2 separate regions of the Homo sapiens genome follow, and region 2 is linked to region 1. A link is a loop called in an ENCODE intact Hi-C map of the cell type or tissue named here. Cell type or tissue: heart right ventricle. All regions are shown on one strand. Links, peaks and the distances in the headings refer to the core of each region. The heading gives the core; the rest is flanking DNA.

Evidence for each region. A loop is a pair of places that touch in the nucleus more often than their neighbours do. Peaks named below come from ENCODE experiments on the same cell type or tissue, not always from the same donor. Only the 100,000 strongest peaks of a DNase experiment are listed, where the experiment ranks them.
Region 2: it touches region 1 in a loop (2.4-fold over the local background); 12 of 110 quality-filtered maps call a loop at or near these places.

The regions. Positions count from the first base shown.
Region 1 is chr9:403,441-411,440 of GRCh38, reverse strand. It overlaps DOCK8 (dedicator of cytokinesis 8), which reads right to left. Exons shown (of 48, transcript NM_203447.4): 27 at 6,368-6,523; 28 at 4,372-4,511. Among named protein-coding and RNA genes, the nearest start is that of DOCK8-AS2, 63 kb to the left of the region's middle. In heart right ventricle, for the core only: a CTCF peak has its summit at 4,013 (motif pointing left); no DNase peak of the experiment used is centred there.
Region 2 is chr9:541,271-553,804 of GRCh38, reverse strand. All of the region lies in intron 1 of KANK1 (KN motif and ankyrin repeat domains 1), which reads right to left. Among named protein-coding and RNA genes, the nearest start is that of KANK1, 43 kb to the right of the region's middle. In heart right ventricle, for the core only: a CTCF peak has its summit at 6,695 (motif pointing right); a DNase peak (open chromatin) is centred at 6,717; H3K4me3 peaks cover 2,208 bases; H3K27ac peaks cover 4,966 bases.

The DNA of each region.
Region 1 (8,000 bases), core at 1-8,000:
AATATATTATTATTATTATTATTATTTGTGATGGAGTTTTGCTCTTGTTGCCCAGGCTGGAGTGCATTGGCATGATCTTGGCTCACTGCAACCTCTGCCTTCCAGTCTCAAATGATTCTTCTGCCTCAGCCTCCCGAGTAGATGGGATTACAGGTTCCCGCCACCACACCCAGCTAATTTTTGTATTTTTAGTAGAGACGGGGTTTCATCACCTTGGCCAGGCTGGTCTTGAACTCTTGACCTCAGGTGATCCACTCGCCTTGGCCACCCAAAGTGCTGGGATTACAGGTATGAGCCACTGCGCCCAGCCTAAATTTTTAATTTGTGTGGGTACATAGTAGGTGTATGTGGGAAGTTTGATTACTAACTCAATCTTTTTACTTCTGTAGGTCTATTTGGATTTTCTATATCTTCTTGGAGTCAATTTTAGTACTTTGTACCTTTTAAGGAATTTATCCATTTAATCTAGGTTATCAATTTGATGGCTTTCAATTGTTCATCGTATTCTTTTATAATCCTTTTTATTTCTGTAAGGTCTCTTGTGATATGATTGTGTTGAATCTTTCAATTATGATTTTAGTAATTGAGTCTTCTTCCTTTTTTCTTGGTCAGCTCAGCTAAAGATTGGTGAATTTTGTTGCTCTTTTCAAATAACAAGCTTTTCATCTTGCGGATTTCCGTGATTGTTTTTCTATTCTTTATTTCATTTATTTTGGCTATCACCTTTGTTATTCCCTGCCATCTTCCTGCTTTGACTTGTTTGCTCTTCTTTTCCTAGCTCAGAGTATATTCTTTTGACATTTTGTTAAGACCATGTACACATATTTATTAAACTATTCAAGAGCAGTATATTAAAATAAAAAATAGGCTGTATTTATAGCCCCAAAGAAATGAGTTCTAACGTCCACCCAAAACCATGCACAGGCATGTTCACGGCAGCTGTTTTCATAATACCCAATACCCACAAATAGAAAGCAGCCCAAATGTCAATTTACAGAAGAGAAATTATAGTAGACAAAGGAATATGACATACAGTTGAAAAAAAATGAATACTGACACATGCGACCACACTAAAGGATGTCACAGTCACAACATTCAGCAAAAGACTATGAAATTCAACAACAGGCAGTATTAATTTCTAATAATAAGAGTCAGAATAGTGGTTACTTGAGGGGGGCCTGTAACTGAGAGAGGATAATGGAATATTATATTTTTTATCTGACTGGTGGTTACTCAAATATATTCACAGGAAATATTAATCGCACTTTACACTTAGGATTCAGGTTCTTTATATAAATTATACTATAATAAAAAGTAAATAAAATATATAGTGGAGTATCTGGAACCTAGTCATAGATGTTCAATTTTAAAAATATACATCTTGCCGCAATAAACATATGTGTGCATATGTCTTTATAGCAGCATGATTTATAATCCTTTTATTGCGGCACTATTCACAATAGCAAAGACTTGGAACCAACCCAAATGTCCATCAATGGTAGACTGGATTAAGAAAATGTGGCACATATACACCATGGAATACTATGCAGCCATAAAAAAGGATGAGTTCATGTCCTTTGTAGGGACATGGATGAAGCTGAAAACCGTCATTCTCAGCAAACTATCGCAAGGACAGAAAACCAAACACCGCATGTTCTCACTCATAGGTGGGAACATCACACACCGGGGACTGTCATGGGGTGGGGGGAGTGGGGAGGGACAGCATTAGGAGATATACCTAATGTAAATGACGAGTTAATGGGTGCAGCACACCAACATGGCGCATATATACATATGTAACAAACCTGCATGTTGTATACATGTACCCTAGAACTTAAAGTATGATAATAATAAAAAAAGAATCCAGATTTAAAAAATATATACATATATATACATTTTTTTCTTTCAAACAAAATAAGGCTACATCAGAATTCAACGTTATATAGAAAATATTAACCAAAATTTTAAATGACTCAGACTCTTGCACTGTGGCTAAAGTAAGATAATTGTAAATTGCATTTCAAAAGTTTTTCTTGTTCTTAGTCTGTGGTCCCGGCAATGGGTTGTGTTTTGAATTAGGCATTGCAATTTGCTGGCTTAACACAAAGATGATAGACAATTTCTAAATGCTTGAAAAACACTGTGGATTTAACGATGCATAGACACTTGTGGATATACCCAGGTGTCAGAGATCCAAGGGAAACCCAGTGGAAACTGGAGCTGTAGCTCCCTAGGGGTTCAGGTACTGAGATGCGTCCTTCTGGCCCTTGCCCCATGGATGTACAGGTGTTGGCAAGTCTACCAACTGTCTTGGAAGCAAAAGAAAAAAAAAAAGGAAGTGCTGATCAATAGGAAGTATTGTTGAAGCATGACATTTTTCTGAGGTTTTAGCTTACATGATGAAGTTGTGACAGTGTATCTAATGACTTTCCAGGAGAGTAACTGACAACCCAGCAATCAGGGATTACTGTGTTGCCAAAGGAGTTACACTGTTAATTACTCTTTTGGGGGAGAAAGGGTACTGTGTGTGTGCATGTGCACGCGCGTGTGTGCGTGTGTGTGTGTGTGTGTGTGTGTGTTTGAAGAATGTATCTACCTGATTAAACATAATTACATGATTATCTCTGAATATACTCTACCTTGTTGCTAGTAATATAACAGCAACAATTTTACAAGGAATCCAGAACAGAATGTCATGGCTGTTTCCAGCTAGAATGAAAATAGAAAATAGAAACTACGCTATTGTAAATACTAAAGATGTTTCTAGAAATCACTTAAAGTACTGCTATTAAAGGACAACTAAGAAAATGTATGTACATGTTTGTGCATGAAGGCAATTTTCTTTGTGTTCAAACTTTCTTCTCAGTATCTTACTTATTAGCATAAGTGTTCGGTGCACTTTTTGTTGCTGTGGAAATTTATGTTAGTTGTAGGGTAGAACATTCTACTGAGATAATTGGGAGAAATTTAGTTAGAGTTGAGAAGAGAAGATAGAATTGAAGCCATGGAAAGTGAAGTTCTCAAAGGATATACTCAGGCCAGTTTATCTGGAAGGAGGCAGAATTGAGAGCTAAAAGCATGAGATTCCCCACACTATCCTGCCAGGAGACGCAGACATAGAGTCACTTCAGCGGTGTCAGCCTGGGTACATAGCTTGGGACACATGTGACTGTTGCAGTTGCACGAACTCGATGTGCTCCTGTATTTGTTTCATGCAGGAACCTCCTGTTTCCTTCACTAAATTGTAAGCACTTTGAGAGAACTTGAGAAATTCCATTTAGATAAAAATCCATCCATAACATACAGCAATGCTACCATTAATTAGCAAACATTATTCTGGAAACCTCTTTAGCATAGGAGTCATGGGAACAGGTTCCCTGTGCAGGGAGATGGTTTGGTATAGGAGAGTGGGTCCTGGGAAGGGACTGGGAAGACCATGGCTTTAGATTTCGTTCTCTGTTATGGAATAGTGGGCAAGTTCCTGCAATTCTGTATGCCTAATCTAAACACCAGAAGTGTTGAATCTCAACTACTTTGCAATCCTAATCATCTTTGAATCTGAGTCCCTGGATGGTGAGCTCTTGAGGGGCAGCGAATTTTGTCTGTTTTGTGCACTGATATATCTCTGATGTACTCTAACACCTAACTGTGTCTGTCCCATGGAAGGCATTCAATAATTGTTGAACGGAATGAATAATATTTTAGAAGGCATTATCTTTTTCAGTCCAATCAGATAGGCTGTGGGTTTCTGACTCCATGAGCTCACGGAGCATAGGGAGAGAAGGAAAGAAGGGGGTGGTCTACCTCTCTGTCTGTTGACTTCTAGGCTAGATACTGCCACATGTCCCTGAGTAATCAGATAGATAAGAGGTAAAAGGATTCAGAAGCCCTGGATGTGTGGTGTCTCTTGGCCTGAGAAGCACTGTCTGCAAGAAACCTAATCTGGGCATGGGACAGCTGCCTTCTCAGCAGCCATTATTTCCTTCATCAGCTTTGAACCAAGTGACATCTTGTGGTTGCCTCTGCATGCTATCCCCTTTGTTAAAAATGGCTTTGCTCCTAGGGAGTTCACTAATCAAAGCATCCTTGGGAAACCTGCTATAGCAGAACTGGTAAATTCCACTGAAATAGTTGACCAAGAAAAGTCATTTTGTAGTTCTTACCCATCCCTGGTGCCTTTCTACACAAGAAAGGCCTTTCTTGTGCCTTGTGCTTATGGGTACCATATTCTCAAGACAGATGTTTCTACTCCTCAGAACTGGTCAACTACAGTAGAGTTTTTTACCAAGTGTGAGAAGCTAGACTGCAAATTTTATTAAAGAACATCTGTTTTTTTGGCTTCATCTTCCATTTTAAATGCCAGAAACATACCCTTCCCCTTCGGCATCCAGGGCAGCAGCCAGTTCTGTGAAGAGGAGCCCGGTGAGGAAGTGCTGCTGGCGGTACTCGGAAGTCAGATCGAACATGCTGGCGATCTTCTGGTCCTGGAAGCTGGAGCAGGAGCTTGAGTTCTACAGAAACGTAAGGAGCCATTTTATGAGCCACAAGAACTGGAATGAAAATAGCGATGGCCAGTGTTTACTGAGTCCTCGCCCCAGCCAGGCTTCGTGAGCCCTCCCCAGTGAGGTAGGTACTCTGGTGCCAGATAAGGCGGACAAGGAAACTGAGGCACAGAGTGGTTACTGCACTTTCCCATACCCACAGAGAGAAGACTGCCCAGCGGGAAAGATGAAAATAAAGCACCCCGGGTCTGTTGAAAAATGAATGACGCTCCCTTTCCCACCTGAAATCAAAAGCTGAAGATAAAAATCCTAGCATAAAAGTTGGACAGAGAAATAAGAACCTCACCCAGTCCTGGGGCTGGGAACAGGCAATTCCTCTGTAACCAAATGCCCCCTTTGTTTAAGGCCCTGCTTACTCAGGTACCTTCTTTTTTTTTTTTTTTTTTTTTTGAAAGACAGAGTGTCACTCTGTTACCCAGGCTGGATTGCAGTGGCATGGTCTCAGCTCACTGCAACCTCCCTCTCCCGGGTTCAAGCAATTCTCATGCCTCAGCGTCCCAAGTAGCTGGGATTACAGTCACACTACCACACCTGATGCATTTTTGTATTTTTAGTAGATATGAGTTTTCATCATGTTGGTCAGGCTGGTAACTCCTGCCTCAAGTATTCCACTCCCTTTGGCCTCCGAAGATGCTGGGATTACAAATGTGAGCCACCGTGCCCGGCCTCAGCTACACTTCTGAATTTGGCTTAAGCACATTGTCAGACTTTTGCTGGCCTGGAACTACAAGTGATGTCAGGGAGGGAAGTATTAGATTTACCGGTCCTCAGTAATTCCTGTCCTGTATTTGTATCCTGGGAGCACACTTTATATTTCATTAAGAGCATCTAAAGTGTCTTTAGAAATCCTTCATGGTTTTGTGAGCCTGGCCCCTGGGTTTGGCCACTCCCTGGGGCAGTCAGAAGGGGAAGGTGGGAAAGAACCTAGGGTAAGCTTAGTCCAGGGAAGTTTTAGGACTTAAGCTGCTGGGCAGGATGGAGCAAAAAGTTTATACATTTTGAATTGCTGCTTGTGAGTCAGATCTTTCCCTGTTCACAGTAAGATGGTCATGTAGCTAATATCTGGATCATGCCATATGGCATATATGGCTAAGATTTTTTTTTCAATTAGTAAGACAAGCCTTCACTTTTGTACTAGTATCAAGGAATATGCAACAGAAATATAACCTAATAATGAGAAATTTTGCCTGATGCTCTGAGCTACTGATGTGTTCCCTATAAATGGAATGTGACTATCAAACAGCATGTTCTTAAAGTTATTCCAGAGTAACATTTCAAAAAATGTATGAGGTGGGGTGGGGTTTCCATGTTAAATCATTTGGGGAATCACTGCTTATCATGCACACCTCCTCCCATTTCCTCTTCTGCTTCTCGTGCATTTGCAATTGACATGAACAAGTTAAAACCTCTTAGAGGGCCTGCTGCAAAGAAACCTGGTGAATACATGGTTTCCAAAACTTATTTACTTTGGAATCCTCTATTTGCATAATATAACAATTGGCTAATGTCAGACAAAGGAAGATTTGAGACTTTTCTATGAGTTTCTAAATTTCATAGGGCTTATTGGATTCTTGGCTTTACTTAACCTGATCAGGGAGCCTTGAGCCTGGGGAGAAACCAATTACTTAGATTGTTAATTCTTAGCTAGTGGTGTAACTTCAGGGTAGCATACTTGATCTGGTTTGAATTGTTTGATTTTTTGTCAAATTAATAAGACTAACCTTTATAGGAAATACATGATTAAACTGAGCTAGTTAAATGAAATAGCTTGAATAATTCTTTTAGTTAAATAATTCTTTTATTACCTGGGAAGATATGGAAGGACAAGGAGATGTTGGAGCAGTATCAGCATTCATAAAAAAAAGGTTCAGATTGAGGTAATGCTCATGGCTACAGAGGATTCTCAGGAACTCTAGCCTCATGGAAATGAGCGTTGGAAGGTTACTGAGCTTGGCTGACAGCTGGGAAGAAAAATGAAAAGAGGAATGAAACATTTATTACAAGGTAAGTGGAGTTGAGGTTGGCAGACACAAAAATATCCTTTCTCTCCAGGTTAAGGCAATCAATTTAATAAAAACTAATGGGATAGTGCAACAGATGGTAAATTCTGCATTACAGAGAGGTCTAATAAATTTTCATTCATTACTGTTCCCCTTAGTGATTCTAGCCTAGTAGCTGTCCAGAATGAGGATTCTTATCCCGATTTCCACTTTATCAAATCTTTAATACCATGGGAAGCCTGTGCTGAAAATCTTGAGGTACATCTTCACCGTAACATAATTAATTTTACAAAAACTCTACTATGTTCGAGAAACTAAATGAAAGGAGTTGACCTCATATGAGCCTGTATGAAACTAATAGAATATGACTAGATGACTTTTATACTACAAGTGTTCTCTCGTAGTTTCTAATTAAAGGCCCCATTGGAAAGTTGTAGAACCAGTTCCCTAGAGAAAGGCATCAAACTGTTTAGCAAAGTACATAGTACCTGCAAAAAACTCAAGGAGCTTGTCCCAGACTGAGAGAGGAGGAAATGGAGAAGAAAGAGAAAGAAAGCTAGAAGAGTTTTTAGGAAAAATCTTCCTTTAAAAAATAAACCATGAAGCAAGCAATGAAAAGCAGAAAAAGGTGACTGTCTGGAAGAGACCCCTTGCTTCCCCCAGGCAAGCTGAACAACTGAAAGACCCAGACTCAGAGGCAGCTCCTCTAAAGGCAAAATAGGGGAAGGAAGGGGCGCTGATGCACCTTGAGCTCCTCAATATTTCATCATTATCACCCCCCACCCCAGCACAGAAATATGAAGCATCATCCTTGTGATAGACATGCCTCCTCTTCACTCACTTCAAGAGTAGTTTGTTTTTTAAACTATATATATATATATATACACATATATATATATACACATATATATATATATACATATATATATATACACATATATATATACACATATATATATATGTATATATATATATATATATATATAGAGAGAGAGAGAGAGAGAGAGAGAGAGAGAGAGATACAGAGTCTTGCTCTGTTGAACTGGAGTGCAGTGGCATGATCTCGGCTCACTGCAACCTTCATCTCCCAGGTTCAAGCGATTCTCTTGCCTCAGCCTCCCGAGTAGCTGGGATTACAGGTGCACATCAACATGCCCAGCTAATTTTTTGTATTTTTAGTAGAGATGGGGTTTAACCATATTGGCCAAGCTGGTCTCGAACTCCTGGCCTCAGGTGATCCTCCCGCCTTGGCCTCCCAAAGTGCTGGGATTACAGACTAAACAATATAATTTAAATGAACACATATTTTCAGCCATTTTACAAGAAGCCAATGTGTTGTGGGACATATTGCCTACAGAATTAATTCATAGTTAGACATCCACTTAAAATAAGTAAATGCCATTATATATTATTTTAAAACCAAAACATATGACTTCTA
Region 2 (12,534 bases), core at 2,268-10,267, 140 kb before region 1:
TTTCTTAGTATAGATTTTGTAATATTCCTATAAAAGTAAATTCGTATAGAGGGAAGCTTTGAATTTACCAAAGTTCAGTAGAAGAGGGTGACTAATATGAAACTGAACAATTGGCTTATATTTTTCTCATACTTCATCTCTGGAACAAAATCCTTACAACAGTTTATAAGGAAACGCTTCATTACATTGCTCACATTTACTTCATCCCCTGTGTTACACAGGTTCTTGGCATTTGAGGTGACTTCTGATAATTGCCTAAAATGAACCAGAACTACAGGGTGCGGAAGATCAAGGACCCTGAGAAGATATGAAGCTGAGGACTCAGCTTGATCACTTTCCACCTGCGTGCTCTTAGAAAACTCAGCCACTTTAAGCCTCAGTTTCCCCAAATGTTTAATAAAAATCACAGTATACCCCTCATCATAGGGAGAAAATCAAAGGTGTTTAAAGCTGATTGCCTGGCACAAAGTAGCCCTCAATGCTCCACAGTAATTTTATCATTATTAGCTAAGATAATTATTTCATTTTAAATACTTCTGAACACACTTAAGTCCCTGGAAGGTAGAGGTTGTAAACAACTAAATTGCTTTTCATTGCAACCACCTGATAAATGATTTTTTTAAATAAAGGTGACAAAATTACAATTGCATTCTTTTTGAGACAGGGTCTCGCTGTCTGTCACCCAGGCTGGAGTGCAGTAACACAATCATGGCTCACTGCAGCCTCAACCTCCTAGGCTCAAGCGATCCTGCCACCTCAGCCTCCCAAGTAGCTGGGATTACAGGTGTGTGCCACCAGGCCTGGATAATTTTCTAATTTTTTTGTAGAGAAGGGGTCTCGCTATGTTGCCCAGGCTGGTCTCAAACTCCTGGGCTCAAGCTATCCTCTTGCCTTGGCTTCCCAAAGTCCTAGGATTACAGGCGTGAGCCACTGCGGCCAGCCACAATCATGTTCATTTCTAACAAAGGATCACATGGTAGAAAAATAGCTCATTCTGCAAATAAAAGCAGTGTATGCAATACCTAACCACAAGCACCCTGATCAAGAGAAAACATTTCAAAATATTTTCTTTAAAGATCCCTAAATTGTCACAGGGAAAAAGGCCAAGGCATAGTACAGACTTGAGCAGATTAGTCAAGAATGTGATTTGATGAATTAAAGAAATTACATTTTGGCAGGGCTGAAGCAGAAGGCAGGCAAAATTCCAAGTTTCTTCTGGTTCATTCAAATGAGCAGTTCCCTTCCTTTGTGCAGCTAATAACGTCATATTAAAACATATTATATTTAAAAGGTCAAAAAGCCATGTGAAAAGAAAAAGTCACTTAAGAATCTTCTAGACATGTGCCAGGTTGACATGAACACCATTATCAAATATTGTTTAACAACTGCTGAGGAGATGAGGGTGTGCGGCCTTCATAAAAATGAGTTTGAGTCTTGGCTTGGGCAATCACCGGCTAACTGACCTTAGTTAGGCAGGTCCTTGGAACCTCCTAATTGGTCTTCTTGCTTCTACTTTCGTCTTCTTCCTGTTCATTCTCCCACAGTAATCACACAAGCAGGCCAGAGCTCCCTTTCTACCTCAGGGTGTCTGCATATGCTATTTCCGCTTTTCCCCCTCAGAGCACCCGCTGCCAATCTTCACACAGACAATTCGATCAGTCCTTCAGGTCTTAAGTCACTTCTCAAGAATGCCGTACTTGCCTAGGCTAGATTAGATCCTACTGTTACATGCTCCCTTTATTTTTGTTTTTTTGAGACAGGGTCTCACTTACCCAGGCTGGAATACAGTGGTGCGATCATAGCTCGTTGCAGCCTTGACCTTCTGAGCTCAAGTGATCCTCCCAACTCAGCCTCCTGAGTAGCTGGGACCACAGGTGCACATCAACACACCCAGCTAATTTTTGATTTTTTTTTTTTTTTGTAGAAACAAGGTCTTACTATGTTGCCCAGGGTGGTCTCCAACTCCTGGGCTCAAGCAATCCTCCTGCCTTGGCCTCTCAAAGTGCTGGGATTACAGGTGTGAGACACTGCACCTGGCCCCTTATTTTGTAACTCTTATCACCATTATAACAACACCGATGGTATCTTTTTAATGTCGTCAGTCTGCCCTACTAAACTGCAAGCTGTGTGGAGGCAAGAACCATGTCTGTTCACTGCTGTATTTCTAGCACCAAGTGGAGCGTCTGGAGCACAGGTGAGAGTAACCATTATAAACGGTCCTCACCATTGTCCCAGCCATCCAGAATAACCAGCTAACTTCACAGAGTTAAGAGGTAAACACTTTCAGATCAGTTGGGTTCACAGATGTGCAATATTGTCAGATGAAAAGTAAATTCAACATCTTCCTGGTTTCCAAAGGCAGAATCAAGAAAAACCTGAAAAACAACTGCGGACCCTCTGAATTTAAACTGACAGCTAACTTCAGATTCAAAATTTGGGAATCACGCCTATAAAACCAAGCAAACTAGTAGATTGACTCTGGTATGAAACACCATCATGGGTAACAGCCCTGCCTCCCATCTACTCAATCTGGACAAAAAGAGGGAAACAGGCAAATGTGTGTGTCTTCTGCTTGCCCTTATTCTTCATCTTTCCACTTTTATTGTAACTGCGAAAAGCCCCAGGCAACAGAGGGGGAGAGCTGCCTGAGCTTCTTATGACAATCTGGTTATACTGAGCCACACATGTTGTATTAACCATGAATTGACACCCCAACCCACATCATGTTCCTCATTCATTCCCATCCATTTTCCATCTTGGCTTTCCTCCCTGACCCATCTCTTTTTCTGCTTTCCTTTACTTTCTACCACTCAACTTCTCTCAAGATGTGAGGCACAAAGATACAGCAGAAAGAGGGCTGGATTTAAAGACTCCTGGAGCCTTTTCCTGGAGAAACTGCTAAAACATATCACAGGAAATTATTCTGGAGTCTGGGAAAAAGAAGACTTTAATAAAGTATAGACAGTTCGGAGAAAGAATGGAAAAAGAAATAGGATGAAATGAAATTGTTAGGAAGAAAAGATGCCTGGGCCTTACGCTCATAATTAACCTTGTAACTCCCACACCGCCAAACATCTACAGTGAAGAGCTTGTGTATCTTCTTAGGCTGCTGGCCACTACCTTGCACGTGAGAGAATTTAATCCAACAAAGAAGAACAAATCACTTTCTGACAATGGTGTAATGTTTTTGTTTTATTAGAGACAGGGTCTCCCTCTGTTGCTGAGGCTGGAGTGCAGTGGCGCGATAACTCATTGCGGCCTCAAACTCCTGACCTCAACCAATCCTCCCACCTCAGCTTCCCAAATTGCTGGGATTATAGCTGTGAGCCACGCCACCTGGCGTGGTGTTTTGATAAGATACCTTATCTGTTCTTGCTGTTTAGCTCAAAGAAATATACTGTTCGAGATCTGCAATCAGGCTTCATGTACGGATGCAGGGAAAAAGGAGTGGCTAGGCACTGTATTATTAAATAAGAAGGAGGTTTTTTTGGTAATAAACACCCTATAACGGCTTTCATAAAACCCAGTTAAGATTGGAGCTTTAGAATTACCAATATCCAAAACAATACTTAAAATTACAGTATCCCTGGGGGGAGGGGAGGCGGTTGGGGTGGGGGAACCTACCACAGACTGTCTGCTTATTTATCCCACCTGCAATGTGATTGCTTGCAAACAGGTAACTCGTGATTCTGAATAATTATCCTGCATCCAACCCAGTGGTGTTGCGACTGCTGACATTCCTCACGAGAAAGCAAGTCCTTGCTTTGAAAGGTGTCAGTTATGTGGAAAGGACCAAAACCCACCTCAGTGTCCCCAGTGTTAATTCTCCTTTGTATATTACCCTAGGGAACTTTCTGACCACTGCCCCCTCAACCCAGGACTTTGTGCGTGCCACCCCCCAACCTCCATTAAGGTTCATTTTACCCTCTGGAAGCTAGAGGGAAATGAAAGCAGTCCCAGGAAGAACCGGGCTTATTTCCTCCACACAGACAATAACCGCCACCTGCGTGAGGATTTACGCACCAAACCGTCCCCTCACCCCGCTTCATAGTTCCTATGTCATACAGTCACAGCCACTCATACCTCAGAGGACGAGGAGGAGAAAGGACAAAGGGGCCAGGTGGCTTGGGCAGAGGGAGGAAAAGGTGGCTTCTCTTTCACACTCCCACAATACAGCTATTGCCGGTGGAAGCCAGGCTGCTCCCCATCTCGGGCTGTGTTGAGACAGCTGTTGGAGCCAGAATAGGAAAAGGAAGGAAAAAACTGTCCTCCCTAAGGACTGCTAGTTTTTTATTTTGAAGGAAGGAAAACTGCTTAACATGAACGGGACCCCGTCTTGAAGCACTGTGGAGCTTTCATCTATCAGTTTAGTTCTATCCTGCCATGAACCAATCCTTGGCAATTCTCACTAGCAAGCTGGAGAGCCTGAACATGAACGAAGTCAGCCATAGGAGGAGGCCATTGTTGACTCTTTCCCAAAGGGCACAGTCAGTGACAGGGGTCTTCGGCAGGCACCTGGCACACAGTCACATCCACTACAGGAAGTCAGCGGGGAGACCTTACAGGAAGGTTCTGGGAGGGGGTCTTCTCTACTCTCTCAGGCGGACTGCGAGGACTGTCAAAGGAAGAGTGAGGAAGAAATAAAATCAGAGAAGGTGAAAAGCTGAAAATTCACACAGGTTTCTTTGTCCTGTTTTTCTGTGGAAGAAGTAGAAAAAAAAAAAGAAAAGAAACTTTAGAATTATTGGTGGAATTATAATGAAAAAAGGTAACCTTACATGACCATATCTATAATTTCATGCAATGATAGTTCTTTGACCAGACCATAAAATTTCTGTCATTTATATATTTGCATTTATTGTCCCCCTCTCTTATTTTATTTTTTAAAAATAAAGATAGGGTGTTACTATGCTGCCCAGGCTGGTCTCGAACTCCTGGACTCAAGCAATCCTCCCATCTCAGCCTCCCAAAGTGCTGGGATTACAGGTGTGAGCCACTGTGCCTAGCCTCTATTTTATTTTTATTACATAAACATAACGTGGTCATTATAAAACTTTAAAAATCTTGATAAAAAAATTTTAATTAAATTCAATTCCCAGAGAAACTATGCAATTAACATTTTAGTATATCCTTTCATTTTTTCTATACACACATAAAAATACACGATGGGTTAGTTGGTAGGGGTGTTTGTTTATAAAAATTTCCTATATTACAACTATTGGAATTTTTTCACAGAAGTCACAAATATCTGTTTGTGCAAACAAATGTCTGCTTTCTTTTCTTAAACATTCTTGAGAAACACCCCTGCTATTTAGCGTTAAAGTCATCCCAGAAAGCATGTGAGGGCATCTGTACGTGCTGCTGAGAGTTTAAAAGCCAAAGAAGTAAGTACCAAGTTCACGTACAACAATAAAAAGCTCAGGAACCCCCCAACTATCTCACTGACAAACCTTCAGGAAGCCCTCCTGAGTTAATACCTAAAATAACACCAAGAAAAAGCTGGGACTCTTCCCTGGCGGATCTTTTGAAGTGAGAAAAATCTTTTGTAACCACTTTTACTGAAGATGTGTAATGTGGTTTAGAATGACTGCTGATACTAAGGTTTAAGAATTATCTTACTTTCCCTTATTTATCCATAATACATATTATTTTCTCTAGAAATCCTAAGGAATTTTTTAGTACTAATGTAATAAAAGGATTTGGCCAAACCATGAAATACATGAGAAATAGTTTTCCTAACTATAGAAAACCATATGCTATCATAGTTATGAAGGAAGATTATGGATTTCATGGTATAGACAACTTAAACAGATGTTTATCAACACTTCCTGCAGTCCTAAAGAAAAAAAACATAAAAAAAAGTCAGATGATCTCAGGCTTCTTAAATTACATGATGAAAGACTGCCATAATCAGAAATAAAGTTTAACATCAACATCCTTCAGCCTAAAACTTACCACTTTTTGTCCACCACCACCTTCCTCTTTCACAGCATGGGCTAGTCCACTGCAGAAATGTGTTTTACTATTTTGTGGAGTGCCAGACCAAGCAGTTATACAGAGACACAAGAAAAGCATGCTCATACCGTTTATATAATGGTACCCACCATGCAGGAAGAGAATTCTTATCACTAGCCCTATCTTTGAAACCATGTGAAAGACAATTTAATAGAAAGAGGCCTAAAATATATCTGCATAGAGTAATTCAGAAGGGAATGTGCCCACAACCAAGGCTTGCCTATCTCAGATTCAACATGGCCAGCAGTTTATTTTAATCCGTCTCCCCATCACCATCTTTAAATTAAGACACTTCCTGTTTTTAACCCAGTCTCATTGCTTGCACACACTGTGCCAAATCTTAATACTCAAGCTCGTTTTCATTCTTGCACAGGCTTTAGATTTACACATCGTTGCGGGGTAAAATATTTCTGAAAACAGAAAAGGCAACTTTGCTCTTCAAACTTACCCAGGGCTTTCCGAGACAGTTCTGTGAATTCAAGTCCTTCCCCATTGACAAAATGTTACTGTAGACTTTCTTGTTAATTGAACCCAAGATACTGCCAGCCTGACGTTAGAGGGGCTCACAAAACTTAGCCAGCAACCTTTTGTACTGAGCAAAACACAGATTATCAAATGAGCAGCCAGCATGTCTAAGGGACTCTCGTGCTGCAATGTGAGAAGGCTGAAAAAGAACACCAACAGAGGGAGCTGCTAATTAATTCTCCTCCTCCGCATCAGCCCCAAATGTTTCAAACAACAACCGATCTGGGAACACAATTTTGACATTGTTGAGATAATGACCTGATTTGTTCCCAAAATGCTGGGAGAGCTGCTGCAACCCTATCTGGTGAGAACCATTTGTACTCTTTCCTTCCCAAAGCCAGAGTAGGCTCATTTCCAAAGACAAGGAATACTTCCTGTCTTTTTTCCAAGCCTGACAGTCAAGGGGCTAACTATGCATTAGAGCCTTATCAACATAGCACTCAAGTATGGGCTACTTTAGATTAGCCCGTACTTGGTTGCCAAAATAGAATTTCCTGACAGATACTATTAAAATACAGATGTTTTACAGTGTGCCCAGAAACAGAAATAAGGACACAAGATTGCCTTGCATTACAGAATTTACTGCTTGGGGGAGTGGGGGTGGGAGAGGGAATAGTGAAAATGGCTACATAAGAATAAACAAATGAAAACCTATAACATGATGAGTAAGAGTTCTATGGTAGAGAGGTAGGAGAGGCAAGGTGAAAACTGCCACAAGCAAATGAGACTGCAGCAAAGTATGTAAGGAGCCTGTTCTCAGGTCCACCCACCTCCAGCTATCACCCTCTCTGACCGCCTTTTCCCATGAGCCTGAAAGGGTCACAGACACCAGCGTTTCTCAGCACAACTGGTGTTTGGGGCTGGATAATTCTTTGTTGTCAGGGGTTGTCCTGGACACTGCAGAGTGTTTAGCAGCATCTCTGGCCTTTACACACTAGATGACAGTAGCACCTACCCTCTCTGATTCAGCTATAACAATCATAAATTTCTTCGGATATTGCCAAATATTCCCTGGGAGGCAACATTGCCTTCGATTGAGAAGTGCAGATATATCCTAGGCCACCACGCATGGAAGGTGTATTCTGCACACTAAACAAGTGCACCCAGCTAAGGTGGCACATAAGAGCTGAAGTCCCATGCACGGTCCACTCACCAAGCCAGGGACTGTGTCCATCCAGAAAGGCACACATTTTCTAATGTCTTCAAAGGCTCTGTACTGGCAGGGTGTGGTGGCTCACACCTGTAATCCCAGCACTTTGGAGGCCAAGGCGGGTGGATCACTTGAGGTCAGGAGTTCGAGACCAGCCTGGCCAACATAGCAAAACCCTGTCTCTACTAAAAATACAAAAAAATTAGCCGGGCATGGTGGTGCATGCCTGTAATCCCAGCTACTTGGGAGGCTGAGGCAGAAGAATCACCTGAACCCGTGAGGCAGAGGTTGCAGTGAGCCGAGATCGAGTCACTGCGCTCCATCCTGGGCGACAGAGCAGCGAGACTACATCTCAGGGAATTTAAAAAAAAAAAAAAAAAAAAAAAAAAAGGCTCTGTACAGGCCAACAGTACTGCATCTCCATATGCTGTCACGCTGCCATGAAGTCCCTGAAAGTTCTTGTTGCTAAGCCCAGCAAAATGACTCAATTCTCTTGGCTCTGCAGGAGCTAATGCTGGTAACCACTGCCTCCTTGAAAAGCACCCATGAAGATTTCCTCCACCCTTTCTGTCCATTCCTCCTCAGTCTCCTTTGCAGGTTGCTCTTCAGAGTTCTGCCCTAAGCCCTCTTCTGCTCCCCCACCTCTAACTAGGTGATCTTATCACCTCATCCGCTGCAGTTACTATCCACATGGGAAAGACTCCCAGAACTCAATTCATTCTGCTCTTTCTCTTTTCTGAACTTCAAATGCAGGGTTCAAGCTCACATTTCCCCTTCAATGATCTGTAGATGCTTGAACTCAATCTGTCCATAAATGAGCTCATCCATCTGCCCTCCCAAACCTCCCAGGCTTCCTTTCACTGAGTAGCAGCCAGATCCTCCCAGAAGTCTGGGCACTGGGCTTGATGTTTGCCTCTCCCCATTCAATCAACTCACAGAGATTCTCCTCCTCAACCGCCATACTGAGTAGCAGCCAGATCCTCCCAGAAGTCTGGGCACTGGGCTTGATGTTTGCCTCTCCCCATTCAATCAACTCACAGAGATTCTCCTCCTCAGCCGCCATTTGTCCCCTTTTTCTAGCCCCAAGGTCAGCTCAGGCTACAGTGTCTCTCACTGGGGGATTACTGCAGGTGCCTCCGTTCTCAGGCCATCCTCACATACCCAAGCTGGAGGGATTCCTCCAGCCAGCACTTCACCTACCAACTTAAAACTTGCCAGTGATTTCCCACAACTCTTGAGATAAAGTTTAAAATTTCTTAACAGTTTACCAGGCCCTTTATGACCTACCCTCCCACCCCCACCCAATAATCACACACTAAACTCTCTTTGGTTCTAAACACAGGATGCTCCCCCTCCTCTCCTCTTCCCCAAGTCTACCACTTCACCTGGCGAACTCCACCTCACCCAACAGGTTTCAGCTTCAACTACGACCTCCACCTCCCATTAATGTTCCCAGTATGAAGCGCCCATAACAGCCCGTACTTCCCCTATCAGAGCGCTTACTCTGCATATCTGTCTGGTTCCCCAGCGAAATATGTTACGTCCTCACTTTGCATCATCCATCAGCTTTGGCCTCACTTATTCCTCCACATAGTGTTTGTTGGCCGGTCCATCTATTAATTGCTCATCTCAAATTTGTTATGGCTCATCAGCAATAGTGAAGATAAGAAGTACGAAGACTACAGAATGCCCCTCTCTGCACCAGATGCGGTAGTGATGTTAAAATACATACATGACACAGAACTAGCCCTCAAATATATTAAAGTGGGGAAATGACATAAGAAGTTAACAGGGCCAGGTGCAGTGGCTCTTGCCTGTACTCCTAGCACTTCGGGAGGCCAAGTGGGGGGTGGCTTGCTTGATTCCAGGAGTTCGAGACCAGTCTGGGCAACATGGCAAAACCCTGTCTCTACAAAAAATAAAAAAATTAGCCGGGTATGGTGGTGCACACCTGTGGTCCCAGCTACTCAGGAGGCTGAGGTGGGAAGATCACTTGAGCCTAGGAGATGGAGGTTGCAGTGAGCCATGGTCATGCCACTGCACTCCAGCCTGGGCAACAGAACATTGTCTCAAAAATAAAAAATAAAATAATAAAATAAAATAAAATAAAATAGAACATGAAATGTTATATTTACTAAGCAAATAAAGATAGCGTAAGAAAATAGCCAGGTAGGTAGGAAACAAAAAACTGAGAAATTATCAGGATTAAAGAGATATGATATGGAGCCTCCTAATAGAGAAGCCCTGGATTTGGATTCAGATTTTGAAGACGGTAAGGGGCAAAACAACAGGCATAGAAATTAACTAGAGAAATGTCAAGTCTTGCAACAATCAACTACTTTTTTAAATCAATTAGAGTTATGTTTTTTCAAGTGGAAACTTTGTAAACTGCTGCTAGTTTTCCATCTGCACTGACAGCATAATGCACAATGGTCATTTTCTGGTGAAATGAGAACAAGTCATTGAGATCTGTACTGACTTCCGTAGAAGGACAAACACGCAGTAGTGTGTCTTCTGAAGCTTGCGGATTTTCAATTTTTTTTTTTTTTTTTTTTGAGACAGAGTTTCACTCTTGTTGCCCAGGCTGGAGTGCAATGGTGTGATCTTGATTCACTGCAACCTCCACTTCCTGGGTTCAAGCAATTCTCCTGCCTCAGCCTCCCGAGTAGCTGGGATAACAAGCGCCCGTTACCATGCACAGCTATTTTTTTTTGTAGTTTTAATAGACATGGGGTTTCACCATGTTGGCCAGGCTGGTCTCAAACTCCTGTCCTCAAGTGATCCGCCCACCTTGGCCTCCCAAAGTGCTGAGATTACAAGCATGAGCCACCGTGCCCGGCCTCAATGTTCTCCAAGCACATTACATTGTATAGAAAAATTAATAAATACGTTGGGTGACAAGTTAACTTATTACCTTTAAGGGCTTATTACCGTTTATCACTTTTCCTCCCACTTTTATTAAGGTTATAATTAAAAAATAAAAATTGTATATATTTACAATATACATGGTTTGATGTACATAGACCTCGTGAAATTAAATCTAGCTAATTAACATACCCACCTCGCACTTATTTGTGGTGAGAACATTTGAGAGCTAATCTCTTAGTAATTTCCAAGTATACATTAACTACAGTCACCACACTGTACAATAGATCTCCAGAACATATTTAACTTAACTGAAACTTTTTACCTTTAACCAACGCCCTCCCAAGCACCGCTCATCTCCCAGCCCCTGACAACCACCACTCCGCTCTCAGCTTCTGTGAGAGTTTGACTTTCTTGGATACCACATATAAGTGAGAAAATGCAGTATCTGTCTTTCTGTGCCTGGCTATTTCATTTATGAATAGGTTCATCTATATTGCTGCAAATGACAGGATTTCTTCTTTTGTAAGGGTGAAGAGTATTCCAGTGTACACATATACCACATTTTCTTTACCCATTCATCTACTGATGAACACTTCCACTGTCTCCATAACTTGACTATTGTGAATCATGCTGCGAGGGACACAGAAGTACAGGTATCTCTTTGATTTCAATTCCTTTGGATGTATACCCAGAAGTAGGATTGCTGGATCATATGGAAGTTCAGTTTTTATTTTCTGCAGAACTTCCATACTCATACTATTTTCCATATTGGTTGTACTAACATTCTCATCAACAGTCTAAGAGGGTCCCTTTATCTCACATTTTCCCAACACACTTGTTACCTTTTGCCTTTGATAATATCCATTCTAGTAGATGTGAGATGATACCTCACTGTGGTTTTGTATTTTTTAGTAGAGACGAGGTTTTGCCATGTGGCTAGGCCAGTCTTGAACTCCTGACCTCAAGTGATCTGCCTGCCTCGGCCTCCCAAAGTGCTGGGATTTACAGGCATGAGCCACTGCATCTGGCCACTCACTGTGGTTTTAATTTGCATTTCCCTGATTAGTGATATTGAGCACTTTTCATGTATCTGTTGGTCATCTGTATGTCTTCTATTGAGAAATTTCTATTAAGGTCCTCTGTTCATTTTTTTTTTTTGAGACGGAGTCTCGCTCTGTCGCCCAGGCTGGAGTGCAGTGGCGCGATCTCGGCTCACTGCAAGCTCCGCCTCCCGGGTTCACGCCATTCTCCTGCCTCAGCCTCCCGAGTAGCTGGGACTACAGGGGCCCGCTACCACGCCCGGCTAATTTTTTGTATTTTTAGTAGAGACGGGGTTTCACCGTGTTAGCCAGGATGGTCTCGATCTCCTGACCTCGTGATCCGCCCGCCTCGACCTCCCAAAGTGCTGGGATTACAGGCGTGAGCCACCGCGCCCGGCCTGTTCATTTTTTTAATCCGGTTATTTATTTTCTTGCTATTGAGTTGTATGGGTTCCTTGTATATTTTATATATTAACCCCTTATCAGATGTATGGTCTGCAACCATTTTATCCCATTCTACAGGCCATCTCTTCATTCTATTGTTTGTTTCCTTTTCTATGCAGAATTTTTTTTTTAGTTTAACACAATCCCATTTGTCTATGTTTGCTTCTGTGATACTTTTGAGGTCATATCCAAAACATCATTGCCCAGGCTAATGTCAAGAAGCTTTTTCTCTGTGTGTTCTTCAAGTAGTTTTATACTTTTGGATCTTACTAAGTCTTTAGTCCATTTTGCAGTCAAATCCTCTACCCCTGAGCCATGCCCCCAATCTTTAGTCCATTTTGAGTTGATTTTTGTATATGGTGTGAGAAAGGGGTTTAATTTTTCTGTATGTGGATGCCCAGTTTTTCCAACACCATTTATTGAAAAGACTCTCTTTTCCCCATTGTGTGTTCTTGGCAACTTTGTCAAAGAGCCAACCGACTGTAAATATGA